Regions from separate parts of the Homo sapiens genome. Here region 1 is linked to region 2. A link is an interaction called in ENCODE POLR2A ChIA-PET data of the cell type or tissue named here. Cell type or tissue: OCI-LY7. All regions are shown on one strand.

Region 1 (8,000 bases), 52 kb after region 2:
CTGGCACCTTCTGATATTTTGAGAAGCAGGAATCCCTGAGCATAAATGTAAATAGCTTAGAACTGTCCAAAAGCAAAGACAGCAGAAAATAAAATTGTTGCTTGCTATGTTCAGGAAAGGAATGCTTCCATTGGATATGGAAGCCAGTCTCAATTGTTACATCAGCCTGAGGAAACTCATGCGAGAAATGCCAGAAAAAGAAGACAGCAACAAAGAAGATAAAAGAAAGACTGACAAAAGCATTGAATTTCTGGTAGAAAAAGCAGTGTACTAGAAGGTTAGGAGATTTCCTAGCTGTCAGCCATGAAAGGGTTGGGGAAGAAAGAGCAATTTGGTTGCATACTGTAGCATGGTCATCTAGGGTGGTCCTCAAACACATAGAAATCACACAAGAATTGTCAAATTGAAGATTTGGATTTAGTAGATCTGAAAACGCACTTTGTAAAATTGGCCACAGTAGAGGTGGAAGTGACTGAAATACTGCATTATTTATTTATTTAATTAATTTATTTTAGTCAGAGTCTTGCACTGTCGCTAAGGCTGGTATACCATGGTTCAGTCACAGTTCACTACAGTCTTGAACTCCTAGGCTCAAACAATTCTCCTGTATCGGCCTCCTGAGTACCTGGCACTACAGACATGCACAAGCATGCATGGCTAATTTTAAAAAAATTTTTGTAGAAATGGAGTCATGAACTCCTGGGCTCAAGTGATCCTCCCACCTCAACTTCCCAGAGTGTTGAGTGAGATTACAGTTATGAGCCACCATCCCTGGCCAATAAAGGTGTTTTTAATACCTATAAGAATATTGCCTGCAAGGATGTTTGATAGGTTTCTTGATATTTCATTCTCTCTTGAAATGTTTGCTTCGTCAATTTTTTATTTTTCATAAAAGCTTTACTCAAGAATTAGGATGACCACTATGTTATCTAGTAGTATAATTTGGAATCATTTATTATAAATCTGAAACTGACTTGACTGATGAATCTTGAGCACTGCTTATTGTGTTCTAATTTTGGTAGCTGTTTCAATAAAGTAGCTCTTGTAGAATAGGAAAACTATATCATTTTAGTCTGAAATAAGCTTTTGATTAAAAGGTTACTTTTTCCTATTAATAAAAAATGGAGATTAAGATTGCTTTTCTTGCTACACAAAATTATTTACATACTTTCCTGTCACTAGAAAAGAGGGGAACATAAAATGTTCCATGGCTGTAATTGCAGTGCTTAGAGCTATAACTCAGATTACTATACTTCCTAAATGTAAAGTGGTTATTAATTTTAGCTGGAGGAAAGCAGGAATGTTCAGAGGCAAATGAAGATTCTGCAGAATAAGCAAGCTCAGATTGTCAAAGAGAAAGTTCACTTGCAGAGTGAATACAGCAAGACCATCTTGGCAAGAAGCAAGCTAGAATCTCTTTGCAGGGAACTTCAGCAAAATTAATGTCAAAATAAGACATTAAAGGTTAGTTGGTTTATTTTACTGTATTTCAGGAACTACTTAGGCTGCTTTTATAATCGCCTTGTAACTACTTGAAATAAATTCTTGCTCTATGTCTTTTAATGGGAATTAGTTGCTATAATGGCTTCTTGTTAACTGGCTCAGGTACACTTGTGCTGGTAGATCAGATTCCTAAGCAGACAACTTTGTAGACATCTTAACACAGAGATCCCTTGCTTTTTGTTTTGCTTGAGCTGATGCTGCCTGTGAGGTAACTCTCTAAAGACTCACTCTATGTAAATTTTGGTTTCAGATTCAAGGATAAGCTCTACCTTAGTCTACTGTATACTTGATCACAGGGAATCTAGATGACATTGGTTTTTATGTTCACAGCTCTCCTGCTTAAAAAGCTCACAGTTGCCAGATATTTTTGTTGGCTTTTGGTGTAGTTGGTTATCATGTCCTTTTTTGGTAATGAGTGAAAATCTTAGCTGAAATGAAGAAACTGGTAGCCATAGTCAGTGTGAGTTTGAGAAAGAAAAACACACTGTAGAGCTCTACTATAAAAGTTAATAGGATAGATTGTTAAACTACATTCTGCCATCTTTGGCTATTTGGTTGCTAAATACTTTAGAATATTACTTACAGCTAGGCTGATTATAACAGAAGAAGGATTAAGTATGACAGCTTGTCTCAATAATGGAAGTAAAAAGCAGAGATCCTGGAAAGAATCTGCCATCCATCAGAGGAATTTGTCTGACTTTGTGGTATTGCTAGGGGGTGTATGGTTGGAGTATTATTTTGATGGTGCTGGATCACCCTCATCACAGTAAACTCAAGAACATAGGACAGCTTGTGAAATAGGTTCTTACTTGTAAGGTTTGTATTTATTTTTCTTGCTTTTGAAATCTTGGATTTAAATATAATAAAAGTAGATAGCACTGTCAATATTTAGACTGTACTGATAACTGTTTAGGTAAAGGTCTGTTGACACTTGTATCCTAGTAAGACTTTGAAAGTAAACTTTGTAAAATAATGATTTAGTTTGTCCCTTCCCTCTTATAAAATTGAAAGTGTAACTCAGAAAGTAGGCTGTAAGATCTTCAGGCTGATGTAGGATGGTATACTGCCTAACCAGTGAGGATGACTTTTGGGAAAATAATGTGGAAGAAACTAACTGTGGAGCAGCATCTTACTTATATTTAATTATAGTATAGTGAATATCTGGATCAGCAGATGATACTTATTTTATAGTAGGGCATTTGCTTTTCTCTAATTATCTACTTAGAAAAAGCTGCTTGCTTTTAAATGAGAGATTTCTGGTCATAAATAAGGGGGAGGAATTATAGTTTAAAAGCAACACCTCATGGGAGCAATAAATGAACTCACATAGCAGTAGCTTCTTTTTCGCGAGCTTTATCTGTAGGTCTGTACTTTTAACATACATTATTTTGGATAATAAGGAGGAACATATGCAGCAGAAAAAAGAGGAGGAAGAAGTTCTTAAAGAAGTAACTGCACATTTCCAAATTACTTTAACTGAAACTCAAGCCCAGCTGGAACAGCATGAAATACACAATGCCAAACTGCAGCAGGAGAACATGGAAATGGGAGAAAAGCTAAAGAAGCTCACTGACCAGTATGCACTGAGGGAAGAGGTAAACGGCGTTTGGTTTGTTTATAGACAGCTGCTCACCAGTAGCAAAAGCTACACCCTACCGTAAAGTAAAAACTCTTTCACAGGACAGTATTTTAGAACTTTTGTGTATGCACAGTGGAAATTACATGTTTATTAGGAAAAGAGTAGAAACCTGTAAACAGAATGACTAAATTGGAGCATCACTTGGCCCAAGTGTCAGTGGAGTAGGATAAGTAAAGGGATTTCTAGGAGATGTGTACCACTTGTCTCCCATATGATGCTACAAGATTGTCAATATAGCATACAGATATTTTTCTCTTATGCAGTCTAATAATACAGATTTGTTCCCTAAATACTCTGTATCTCAGATTTCTGTGACAATCTGAACAATATAAATAGGAGAATTGTGCTATTTGTGAGAATAAGGAACCTACTAATTACCCATCACCAAGTCACATTGTTTGTGTAATCAATGAAGTAAAAAGTTTGTGGAGGACTCAATAGTTGTCGAACCTAGTCATTGGAGTTATTTTATAAATTGATGTGGAAGTTGTATGATGGCTAAATAAAAAACAAATAGGTGATAACCTGCTTATTTGTTTTTATTTTTTCTTTACTTTTAGAGGTCTATACATAGGGTAAGATTTCAATTTTCAAAGGATGCATCCCCTTCCTTTATTATGCTTTAAGCTAGTAAAATATATATTTAAATCCTTACTTAGTAGATTAAAATTGGAAATAGAAAGTGACAATTTAAAAATTAATAAAACAGTAAATATTACTTTATGCATATCAAAATGTTATTTTGAGTTACACCTTTTCATGCTACTTTTGAAAACATTTTTCTTTAAGATTTTGAGTATCTTTTAAACCATTTTCCTCTATGTTTCAAGAACATTTCAAACTTATTATGGAAGCTGCAAACTTATAGTAGAATATATCACTTGGCTTTAGCAATTATTTACTTTTGTTTCTAGCAACTCTTGTTTCCATCTATTTTTAAGCAAATCCAAGATATTATATCATTTTATTTATTACTATTCAAATATGCATCATGAAATAAGATTCTTTTTAAGCCATAATCACTGTACTATTTTTACTCCAAAAGGTTAAACAATTGCTATGTAATCACATACCTTCTCACTGTACTATTTAAATATCTGTTACTTCCCTTTTCCTTCAGGTTGTTTACATCAACATCAAAATAAGGTTTATACATTTTATTGTTTTAATATGTCTCAAGTCTTTTTAGTATATAAGCTTCCCCCCCCTCTTTTTTTTCCTTGGAATGTATTTATTAAAGAAATTTTTTAGGCCTATATAGTGAACTTTTAAAATTAAATTTGTTTTATATTATAAAGCATATTATGAATATCATCAGTTTTTTTAAAAGAATCCTTTAAATTCCATTGTTTTAAATAATGGTATTAAAAATGATTAATTTTATTTTATTTTTTATTATTTTACTCTTTAGGATTTATATTATTTTAACTGTATTAAACTCTCCAAATTTGCTATAGAAGTAGCAGATTGGGAGAGGACATGTGTTCAAGTTGTACTACTTGTATGTCTTGTTTAGATATTACAGTCTTTTTCTTTTATCAGAAAATAATTGAATAATGATAAAATCAGTTGCAGATTAAGACAGATTATCTGTTGCAGTCTTCTCAAAACTTAATTTAAGTACATTATTTTCAGCTAGCATTTCTTCCTTCACATAGAACCTCCATGTGTGGAGGGATTTCCTAATGAGTCTATTGTATGTACAATAGCACTTAATGACATAGCTTTTAAATAATAACAGGATTTTACCAAATGTTTAATATGTGCCAGGCATCAAGCACCTTACACAGTTTAATTATTGCATAGATTTGGACAGCAACTCTGCAAGTTAGGTATGGTCATGAACCTTTGCAGATAAGGAAACTGTGTTTCACAAGGAGAAGAAATTGTCCTGGATCATACAATAAGCTAGGATTTGCTCCAGACCATTTTTTTCATTTTATCAGGCTACCTACAATTAAGGAATTTCAGAAGATTTTGTGAACAAAAAATGTCCAGGAATTATGTGTGTAATAAATGAATTTGATATTTTGATCTCCTTATCCATCTTTTTCTTGATAAAATATCAGCTTTTTTTTTTCCAATGTAGGGCAGAAGCAAGAAGTACAGATATTTTGATGGGGACAGCCCACGTCTGATAGGGTGGGACATGGGGCAGCAGTTAGAGGGTTGTGCTCTTTCTAGTGTGGGATAGTTTGCAAGATGATATGTTGTAGCCACTTCTGCAGTGACGGGGACAGAAGGAGTCAGTGTTCTTAACTACAGTGGTAGCAGCAGAAAAGAAGGGTAAGCAGGGTTCTAGAAATTTGTGTTATGTTTTCTCCCCACTGTATTTATTTCTTTGGTTAGTGGTGCAAGAAATTCTGTTTTCCTGTAGCAAATTAATAAAGCGTTCAAACATAAGGAATTACGACAACAGCTTGTAGATGCCAGACTTCAACAAACAGCACAGCTGATAAAAGAAGCTGATGAAAGACATCAGAGAGAGAGAGAGTTTGTAAGTTCTACTTCTTGGAAAAAAAAAAAAGATCGCCAAAATTGTAACCAAAGCCATTTAAAACAAACTCCTCACTTAACATAGTGCCAGGGCATGCAATTTTGTTTCTTACTCTCTGGATGTGGGATATGCGAGTGTGTGTGTGTGTGTGTGTGTGTGTGTATTAAGCTTTCTGTTTCTGATGAAATTTTCATATGAAATTTACTGGAGATAAGATTAAATTAGTGGAAAAACAAGATAATTTTGCTTTCTATGTAGTGGTCACCAAGTTAAAGAATTGTGCCAGTTATTAGGCAAGATAGGCTTTGAGATTTAGGGACAGTTAAATTTTACACCAACTTAGTGAACATGAGACTTCTACCTAGTGTTACATTTCATTTTTAAATAAGCAATTTAAAAATTGGTAAATGATTTGTTTACTTTGATTATATTCTGGTATAATTTTCTGACAAAATTATCTGTGTCTTGGTCAGCATTGTTGCTAGAATATGTATTCAGATTTTGTCTGTCCATAATTGAGAACACAGAAAAAATCTAATTTGACTATACCCATTTACCCCCATGGAAATGAAACTATATTCTATGAATGAAAAATGATTTTAATAATGTGGTGTATTACATTTTCTTCATTCAAGTAATGTAGGCCCTGAGTAGAGCATGTTATGAATATTTAGTTCCTTAGTGTTTTCTCATTCAAGCCTCTCATATTGAATGAGTCTAGGGTTTGGAGAGATGTTTCACACAGCATGTCTCTTCAGTGCAAGCTGACAGATATCAGTGCACAATTAAAGAAACTTAATTGCACCTTTCAACTTGGAGTATAAATTTTGTATGTATCTATGTATATCTATGTGTGTATTTTGTGGTTTAAGGCTTATTTACATAATATGTGACATTTTACCTCAGAAATTCAGTGACTGAATTTCACAGCTGCTTCCCATGCATCTTTATTATCTATGTTTCTGAAAAACTCAAATACTAACTAATCTCTTTTCTTCCCTTAGCTGTTCCTTTCCTGTGGTTTTAAAAAAGTGACCAGAAACTAGGTCTCTATTTTCATTGCTTTGCTGCATATTCTTTTAACCTGCTTTTATCTTTTACAGAGTTGAGGGGCTTTCTAAATAACCTAGACAATGTCAAGATTCTTAGCTGCGTTTTCTGTCTAAAAGTGTAGATGTCTAGTTATTCCTCATGTAAAACACAACATTTCAACCCTGAGTACTATAAACTTTATTATGCTTCTAGGTTACTTTTTCTCTTTAAGCAATTATTCCTACATTCCTAAGTGTTCACCAGTGGAACAGATAAGAGATAGAAGTAGTTAGAAATTGAGATAATTGGGTTGACCTGTCATTGTTGCCAGGATAATTACTGGAAGATTAAGCCTATCTGTTAGACATTTTGACCATGTTTATAATTGTTGTTAGTATTCTGTCAGAATGTATCTGTTTTCTAGTTATTAAAAGAAGCAACAGAATCGAGGCACAAATATGAAGAAATGAAACAAGAAGAAGCACAACTGAAAGAGCAGGTAACTTAACAACAGAGAATAGCAGAATTTGTGTCTTCTTGTTCCCAGCCACAGACTAGAACAGAGGATTTGATTCTTGTCCTCTTGGAAACTTTCTCTTCTTTTAGGGTGACCAATTAATTCTGATTTGCCTTGATTTTTTTTTGGCATTTTTATGGCACCATAAAAACCATAAATGATTTGTATTCATTTTGGCAACCCTAGTTCCAGGTTGATTGTGATGGCTGGTTGTGATGGCTATTTTGAAAGTTGGCTTTCCTCTGTCCCAGATATTTTCTCTAAAACCTTTATAATTTTGTCTTATGGCTAGCTACATAGAATTTTAAAATATTACAAATGGCCAGACAGTCCTACTTCACCATAAGATTTTGTGTGTGTGTGTATGCTTTCTAAAAAAATATTGGGCTCTCTCCATTTTTCAGTCTGGACCCCTATAGTGTCCCATTCTAGTCTTTGTGTGCTTTTATTGTTTGAGATAAAGGAAACAGATGCTGTATGTTCACTTTCTAAGGAAAGATATCAGAAATGTTGTGCAGAAAAAACATAGATATGTGTGATTTTCCAGAAAATTGCAATGGAACATCTGCACTTTGTGTACTTGATGTGAAAGCTCCTGATTTAGGATACTGCAATAATAAGACTAGCTATTGCTTTAAAGGAGTATGTAGAGATAGGGATAGACAGTGTGCACAGTTATTTGGAAAATTTTCTAGGTCTGCTAATCTTCTGTGTACAGAAGAAGTGAATTTTCTAAATGACAAATTTGGAAAATGTGGTTCCTGTTGTCATTTTTATGATATCATTTATGGAAAGATTGTCTGTCACTGGAC
Region 2 (8,000 bases):
GGCTGAGACAGGAGAATGGCGTGAACCCAGGAGGCGGAGCTTCTGGGGAGCCAAGATCAGGCCACTGCACTCCAGCCTGGGTGACAGAGTGAGACTCCATCTCAGAAAAAAAAAAAAAAAAAGAGTGAATCCTTATGTACATTATGGACTTGGGTTTATAGTAATGTATCAATATTGGTTCATCAGTTGGAAAAAATGTACTATACTAATTAATGCAAGATGACAAATATAAAAACATAGGGAGGGAAGATATGTGAGAACTTTCTATAATTTCAGGCTAATTTTTCTTTAAATGTGAAATTTCAAAAAATCTATTAACTTAAAAATAAATATTTTCATTTCTTATTCTTAATCTCCTTCCAGTTATAAAGTATCCAGAAATGTCCTGTTTGTATGATATCTGTTATCAAAAACTGGAGAAGAAAAGTGCTACAAAGAATCAGCAGAACTCCACTGGAGTTTCACCAGTTTGATATATTCAGGCTAATGCACATTACTATTGCACAACACAAGAGCCTTCCCTTGACCTGACTTCCAGTAAACAGTTTCCTTCCTCACACTTTGGAGAAAACGATATAGGGTGTTAATATATTCAGTAATATCATAAGGTGATGACAAACAAAAACCCAGAGGAGATGGTCAATTTTTAGAAATTGTATCTGCTTCACTGGGCAGCAGCTGGAATCAAGGAGCTGTAAAGAACATCCCCTTCTTTGATTTGTGAAGTTGCCTAAAATTGGCAAACTACACTGCCTGTACACATGGGGTCTTTACAAAGGGAGAAGGTGCTTAAGAAAGGCCTATATTAGGGAATCACTGCAGGCACCTGAGCAATTTTTAAGCCAACATCCAACATCCTTTACTTTTCAGCTCAAGTCATAAAGATATGAAAAAAAATAATAATAATTTATTTTTGACTTGGCTATTTTAAGTTGAAATTTTTATCTTTCTTATTTTATCATGTATTTAGAGAATTAAATTTTAATAGACCTTCTACTTTGTTCTTCATAGTTGCCTTGTAGAACTTGAGCCTCTTTTGACCTTATGACCAGTCCTCATCTTCTAATCCATCAGGTACAGGGCTCAGTTTCTGTGACTACTTTGCCTGGTGCTGTCTTTTCTCTCTGCAGCTCACCTCCTTTTGATCATAGCCAAGTATTCAGGTTGAAGATTAGACATTTTGACCATTCTGGCTGGCTCTCTCCCTGAATCTGAAACTATCAACAAAGAAGAAACACCGTTGGGGCTAATTAGGGTCCATCGTTAAAATATGCTGAACTTAAGCCCATAACTCCTCCCATCTTATGTTGTTATTCACAAATTAAGCATTTATTTGGGGTAATAAATCAATAGGTTTATGAGAAGTTTCACAGACAGCCAAAAAGGGAGAAAACCCCTCTCCAGAAATCTTCATTAAAAAGTTGAGTGAGGCCGGGTGTGGTGGCTCAGGCCTTTAATCCCAGCACTTTGGGAGGCCAACGTGGGCGGATCATGAGGTCAGGAGTTTGAGACCAGCCTGGCCAAAACAGTGAAACCCCATCTTTACTAAAAATACAAAAAAAAAATTAGCCAGACATGGTGGCACCGGTATTTTGGAGGCTGAGGCAGAAGAATCACTTGAATCCAGGAGATGGAGGTTGCAGTGAGTCAAAGTCGCACCACTGCACTCTAGTCTGAGCGACAGAACCAGACTCCATCTGAAAAAACAAACAAAAACAAAAACCTGAGTGAACAGAACTGGGGTGTCTCTGGTGCACCCCTAATCTGGTGTCTTCACCTTTCCTACCTTCTTGCTAGCTCTCAACTGCCTGACCCAGCCCATCTCACATCTTTTTGCCCACATCTGTGCTCCTGGGAGAGATCTTGACGAAGACAGCAAGTTCATCCCGCCCACACCCAGTGCTGGCCCGCAATTGGCTGAGCTTGCAGTAAGGACGCTAGCCAGAGAAGCAAAGTTTATTTCAACTTAATGTATGATCTTCCCTGGATTTGTGAGCTACCCTAACTCAACATCCTCCCCTCAGTTTGTACTCGTCTACAGTAGGCTTTCATATTCAACTAAGGGTTAGAAAGCACTTTCTTTCCAGGTACATTAAAGCTGGGACCGGGAGTCTGGGCCAGTCCTATACGACGACTTTGGAAGACCTCGAAGGAAAGGATAGCCTAGGAATCATCTCGTTTGGACCTCCCTCGCCCTACCACGTGCATAGTCTCTATGGACTAATGCTCTCTATGTATAGTAGGTTCCAGCGGAGTATAGGAGAGCTAAAAATAGAAAAATCCTTACTCGCTGGGACACAGGGAAGACATAGGAACGACTACGCTTTTTCTTTAATACCGAACCCAAGTCACTCTTGCACTTTATTGTCAGCACACATTCTGACTGTAAAAGCCTTTACTGCCGCCACGCGAGAGAGTTCGAAATATTGTTCAAATATTTCTGCACTTTAGACAAACCCATCTTATCAGTACAGAAGCTGGACTCTATACTCCATTCGGCCGAGGCTTGCAACCTGAATCAACGGCATCTCCACCTCTTTTGGAGATCCCATCCTTTTGTGGGGGAAGGGGTCTCGCTCTGTCGCCCAGGCTGGAGTGCAGTGGCGTGATCCGGGCTCGCTGAAACTTCTTCCTCCCGGGTTCAAGTAATTCTCCTGCCTCAGCCTCCCGAGTAAGTTGGACTTACAGGCACCCTCCACAACACACGACTAATTTTTCTATTTTTAGTAGAGAAGGAGTTTCACCGTATTGGCGAGGCTGGAACTCCTGACCTTGTGATCCACCCGCCCCCGCCTTCCAAAGTGCTGAGATTACAGCTGTGAGCCACCGACCCTGGAGATCCCATCTTTTACCAGGCTGGCTCCTGAAAGGGTGAGAAGCTGCTCAATGCACACGCGGGACAAGTCGGGAAATTAGCTGTAGGTGCACAGGATAGAGGAGGGAGGGAAGGCCACAAGATTTATTTAAAGATGTTCAACAAGAAGCGAGAGAGACACGCACCTGAAAACCTCTGAGCCGTGAAATCTCAGGAGTCCTATTTTAACTCGCGGACGAGTAGTTTCCGGTCCCTACTTAGCTCAGCCGCGAGTCTCTCTGACAGCACATCAGCAACTCTGCAAGCCCTTCAGTGCCTAAATGGATTTCGAACCTTGCTTGCATTCTGCTCTGCTGCGAAGGCTCTCCTAATTCCCCACCTCTAACTTGTCCCAACCCACATCCTGCCTCCCTGGGTAGGAGCCAGCGCCTTGCCTCTGGGGCTTCGCTAGAGAAGCCTAGGGCGCGGTCGTTTGCATCCATCCCTGCGGTTGCAATTCCCAAAGCCTTAGCAATTTGCCACTCTATCACAGGTGACTGAAACTTCACACTAGCCTTGCTCACCTTCATGACAACCTCCCAAACCCGCTTGCTTTGCTTTCCTTGCCACTTGCAGTGAGTTTTCTTTAGAGTGGAACCCAGATTCCGCCTCGAAGTTTTGTAATTTGCAACAGCATAAAGGGAACTGAAGAACATTATGTTAAGTGAAATATCTCAGGCACGGAAAGACAGACTTTTGAGTCAGCGGCCGAACTTTGTGCCTAAATTCTTCGCTGCGAACGATACCAAGATAAGCCCAAGCTATGGGACATCAGGCCAAGAAGTGCTCACACGCAAGACAGAACAAAAGTGGGAGAAGCAAAGCAAAACACTTCAGGTCGACCAAAAAGATTGGCAAGCGCAGGCAAAAGGCTAGAACCAAAATACTGGAGATCAGGAAGTGTGTGCACAAGTCACTGACGCTATAGGAGTAGCCAATATATATGAGCCTTGCATCTCATACCACATTTAGCCCACCCAGTCACCAGCACCGGGATCTGCAGCCTCTACTTGTCTGTCTGTTTAAGCCCTGCCAGCGAGTAGCAGAGCCTACAGCATGGTCTTCACTGTTCTGGACCCCTTGGTGCCTGCCATTCCCTGGGCTGAGGACACAAGTAGTGGCACTTTCTCAGGGCATGAGCACAGCAGTTGCTTAGCTTCTATCTCAGTCCTGGTGGCTAAAGTCAATAGTCATCTTTAACTCCATGGTGCAATAGGGACTGGCGCTTTCTCTGTATGCATTTTCCACTCCTAGTCATCAATAGAAAGAAACTTATAGTACAACCTGCAGAACAAGAAACAGTACAATGCAAGAATAAATCCCCAATCTGAGGTTCTCTGGTTCTTTTCTGGCTCAATCACAGTCACTCCCTTTCCCATTATTTCTTTTTTAGCAGGCTGCTCAAACTTGACATTAAGCAAACTGCTTTTCCTACAGGGCTATCTGTGCCCATACGCTATCCACTCCCCTCCCCTCACCCATTCCTTTCCACCACCACCACCACCCACACACATCGAGTCATTCTAACTCTTCTTATTTCCCAACAGGCTTCTGGGACAACAAATAATCTGTCTTGTTCTAGTTTACAAAGGTGAGGACAAGAGGATATTAAGGTGTCTAAACACTCCTGCAAGAACCAGAATTCAGAAGAAGAGGAAGTTCCCAAGTTAATAGTTGCTTTTTCAGATAATTATGTGTCCAGAAAAAAATATTTTCTTCTTTATCAAGGCATAAAAACACGATTTGTTCTGTCCTTACAGAGAAAGAAAATTGTGATAAACGAATGGAGTAGGGACAGAAGAGAATAAATGCACATCTCTGAAATATGCAGTTTTCATTTTCCAGTATGGAAACATGAGAGAAACTGAGTTGAAGGATTTTGGATCCTAATCAAGTTAAATTATGTTATGTTAACAAATTGAAGTGCTTTCCTCTACCCTTTATGTTGAGTTATATTATCTACTTTACATACTATTTTTATTATATCTTAATATCAGTATGAACTAAGTTGGAGATCTTGCTGTCATTATAACCTATTGAGTAATCATTTCAGAAAAAACATCATGTAATAGTATTTCTAGTAAGAGATACATTGGAAAGGAACTGTTGGAAGATGACAGTTAATAATATCTGGGCCACAGCTCTTTGTAAACCTAATAGCTGTTAGAGAGCCACTACAGAGAAAAAAATATTCTACTCTCTCAGAACTAACATATATAAATAAAGCTGATACCTGAGCCTTCTACAGATTCATCCCTGGCTTACTATTAGGTCTAGCATCCTGAAAGTGTGTAATGTAGGCTTTTTAAGGCCAACCTTTACCTATTTTTATGAAGTTCAGCTCTAGAGGTTATAGGAAACTCTAAAAAAAATGTACCCCTCAAAGGAAATGACATTCTACAGGCAGATATTGCTATACAGTGGCTACAGTTTTATCACTAGCAATATTGAGCAGGTGTCACTACCAGACTCCTTGAACACTTCCTACAGGTTGTGTCCTCCTCCATATGCCACCATTTGAAGCAAAGGCAATAGTTGCACCAAGAGAGACACACCCTCCAATATCTGCCCTAAAGTGTTAGTCTAGAATATAAAGAACTTGAAGTAAAAAGAAAAAAAAAATCTAAAAAACAAATTGTTTTCATATTTGAGTTTGAAAAGCTATGAAATGTATTTTAAGATGCCACACTGGCAAAATTTGATCAGTTTTGATGGACACATTTCCTTGGTTTCTTATTTACCTTCCCTTGCAATATGATGGATTATTCTTTTTTTTCCTTATTGCCTAGATAAAAAAGAGTCTGTGCCTTAGTAGAATAATTTTCTCCTCATTATTTGTCTTCATTTTTTTGAAGGAAAAAATACAAAAAAAGTTTTCCACTTTTGAATGTAATATTTTTCAAAATCACATATTAACTTCTTCACTTCTGTATTTATTTTTACATGTTTTATTGTCTCCTTTAAGTGGGTAACCAAATATTGTTTCTCAGACACCAATGGTCCTATCTTAATGAAATGTTCACATACCCTTTGAGCTTTTTTCCCCTTTCCAAGTCAGATTAATTATAAAATGGAATAAAATAAAACTTTCGGGGTATATTTTATACCTAAAATGATTTTTGAGATTTTGACTCTTAGAAAAATCACAAATATGTGTTATTTCATATTAAGAAGAAAATCGATGATGATAAAATTTATTTGATATGGTACTATTAAAGTGTTTTATTAGAGCTATCAAATCGGAAGGCATACACAGACTACCCTGTGTTAAATTTGAATAAACAAAACCTTATTTACACACATAGTTCAGAAATCATATGCTGTACCTGAAGTTCCTAAAGATTTGTCAATAAACTTGCTCTCTAGTATGTTTTTTTTTAAATCAGAATACTGTGGTTACTTAGCCTGATATTAAGCCAAAACAATATGGCATTATCAGTAATAATTTTTTAAGATATTAACTTCATCACAACTTTACATTTTCAGTTTAATACACCATCTTCTGGCCCACTAATTTCTATTGGGATGCATCTCTTAAGTTTTATTAAAATATAGATGGTGTATTAAAATACTGGCTGAGCATGGTTGGCGCACACTTTAGGAGGCTGTCACACTCATATGGTTGGCTGGCACTTTAGGAGGCTAAGGCAGGAGGATTCCTTGAATCCAGAAGTTGGAGAGCAGCTTGGGCAGCATAGTGAGATCCTGCCTCTCCAACAACAAAAACAAAATATATACGTGGTTAGGATATTCTCCAGATTCACTAAATTTCTTCACTTAATATTCTCGGTATATTCTTAATACATTGTTTCTATGTTCTTAACACATTTTCACTATATTCATTATAAGTATGCACATTCTCCTAAAAAAGTATAAAATTTCAAGATATTTTCCTGTCTGGGAAAAATTTATCTATTTTTGTATCAGATATGTTATTCAGTACATTATTTGAAAATAGTCATTCTTATCTCTGTAGACATTGTTTTTAAACTTTTTTGTATTAGCTTTGTTTTGCAAACCACAAATGCAATTAAATTTCCCTGTCAGTTCCAATTTTTTTTTATTATTAACTCATCAGATATTTTATGTTTAAAAGTGATTAGTAATAAGTTAATTATGGCCATTTTAAGCATTGTTTATCTAAAGATAGCTTTTTATTTGCTTCTATGAAAGCTCAAGCTCTTGCAATCAGCTACAGGCCAGAGTACTTCATTTTCAACACGGAAGTTCTATTTCAGAGCCCCATAGTTCTTTACATTATTGACACTTCAAATAAAGCCTTGGCTACATTCTTCTGATGACATAGCTTAGACAATTTTGAGACAGAGTCAGGATTTCCAGTCTCTTCTCTGATTTTTATTCTTTAGAGTTGGGGTCTCACTATATGGCACAGGCTGGTTCAAACCCCTATTTCAGGGGATCTGCCTACCTCAGTCTACTGAGTAGCTGAAACTACAGGTAGGTGTCCCACTGAACACCTGGCTCAAAACTCTTTTTAGTAGAAAAGTAATTGGGTTCATGACACTATTAATTCAAGGTCTAGCAATATAAGAATTATATTCAGGTTACAAATACCTGAATGAACAAATAAGGAAACATTCTTTGAAATATTCTTGACATTATTTTAAGTCTTTAGATCTGGACACATAAGAAGTCTTTTCTCTTTCTTTTTAAGCTATCTGTAATGTATAACAATCTAGTAGGTTCATTATGCTTTTTAAAATGGAAATTAAGCTTTTGTAAATAAAATCTTATCCTCCTTGCCTGATGGCTTCAGAAATTGAAAACTCTTTTTTTTCCTTAATTATACTTTGAGTTTTAGGGTACATGTGCACAACACGCAGGTTTGTTACACAGGTATACATGTGCCATGGTGATTTGCTGCACCCATCAACTCGTCATTTACATTAGGTATTTCTCCTAATGCTATCCCTCCTCTAGCCCACCATTCCCCAACAGGCCCCAGTGTGTGATGTTCCCTGCCCTGTTTCCAAGTGTTCTCATTGTTCAATTCCCACCTATGAGTGAGAATATACAATGTTTGGTTTTCTGTCCTTGTGATAGTTTACTGAAAAACATGGTTTCCAGCTTCATCCATATCCCTGCAAAGGACATGAACTCATCCTTTTTTATGGCTGCATAGTAT

The links. Peaks named below come from ENCODE experiments on the same cell type or tissue, not always from the same donor. Only the 100,000 strongest peaks of a DNase experiment are listed, where the experiment ranks them.
Region 1: POLR2A ChIA-PET joins it to region 2 with 6 read pairs; 2 of 35 experiments call an interaction of 5 or more read pairs at or near these places.

Annotation. Positions count from the first base shown.
Region 1 is chrY:19,590,496-19,598,495 of GRCh38, forward strand. It overlaps the pseudogene TXLNGY. Among named protein-coding and RNA genes, the nearest start is that of KDM5D, 150 kb to the right of the region's middle. In OCI-LY7, no CTCF peak of the experiment used is centred here; no DNase peak of the experiment used is centred here.
Region 2 is chrY:19,538,605-19,546,604 of GRCh38, forward strand. No RefSeq gene overlaps it. Among named protein-coding and RNA genes, the nearest start is that of KDM5D, 200 kb to the right of the region's middle. In OCI-LY7, no CTCF peak of the experiment used is centred here; a DNase peak (open chromatin) is centred at 3,057; H3K4me3 peaks cover 2,631 bases; H3K27ac peaks cover 3,653 bases.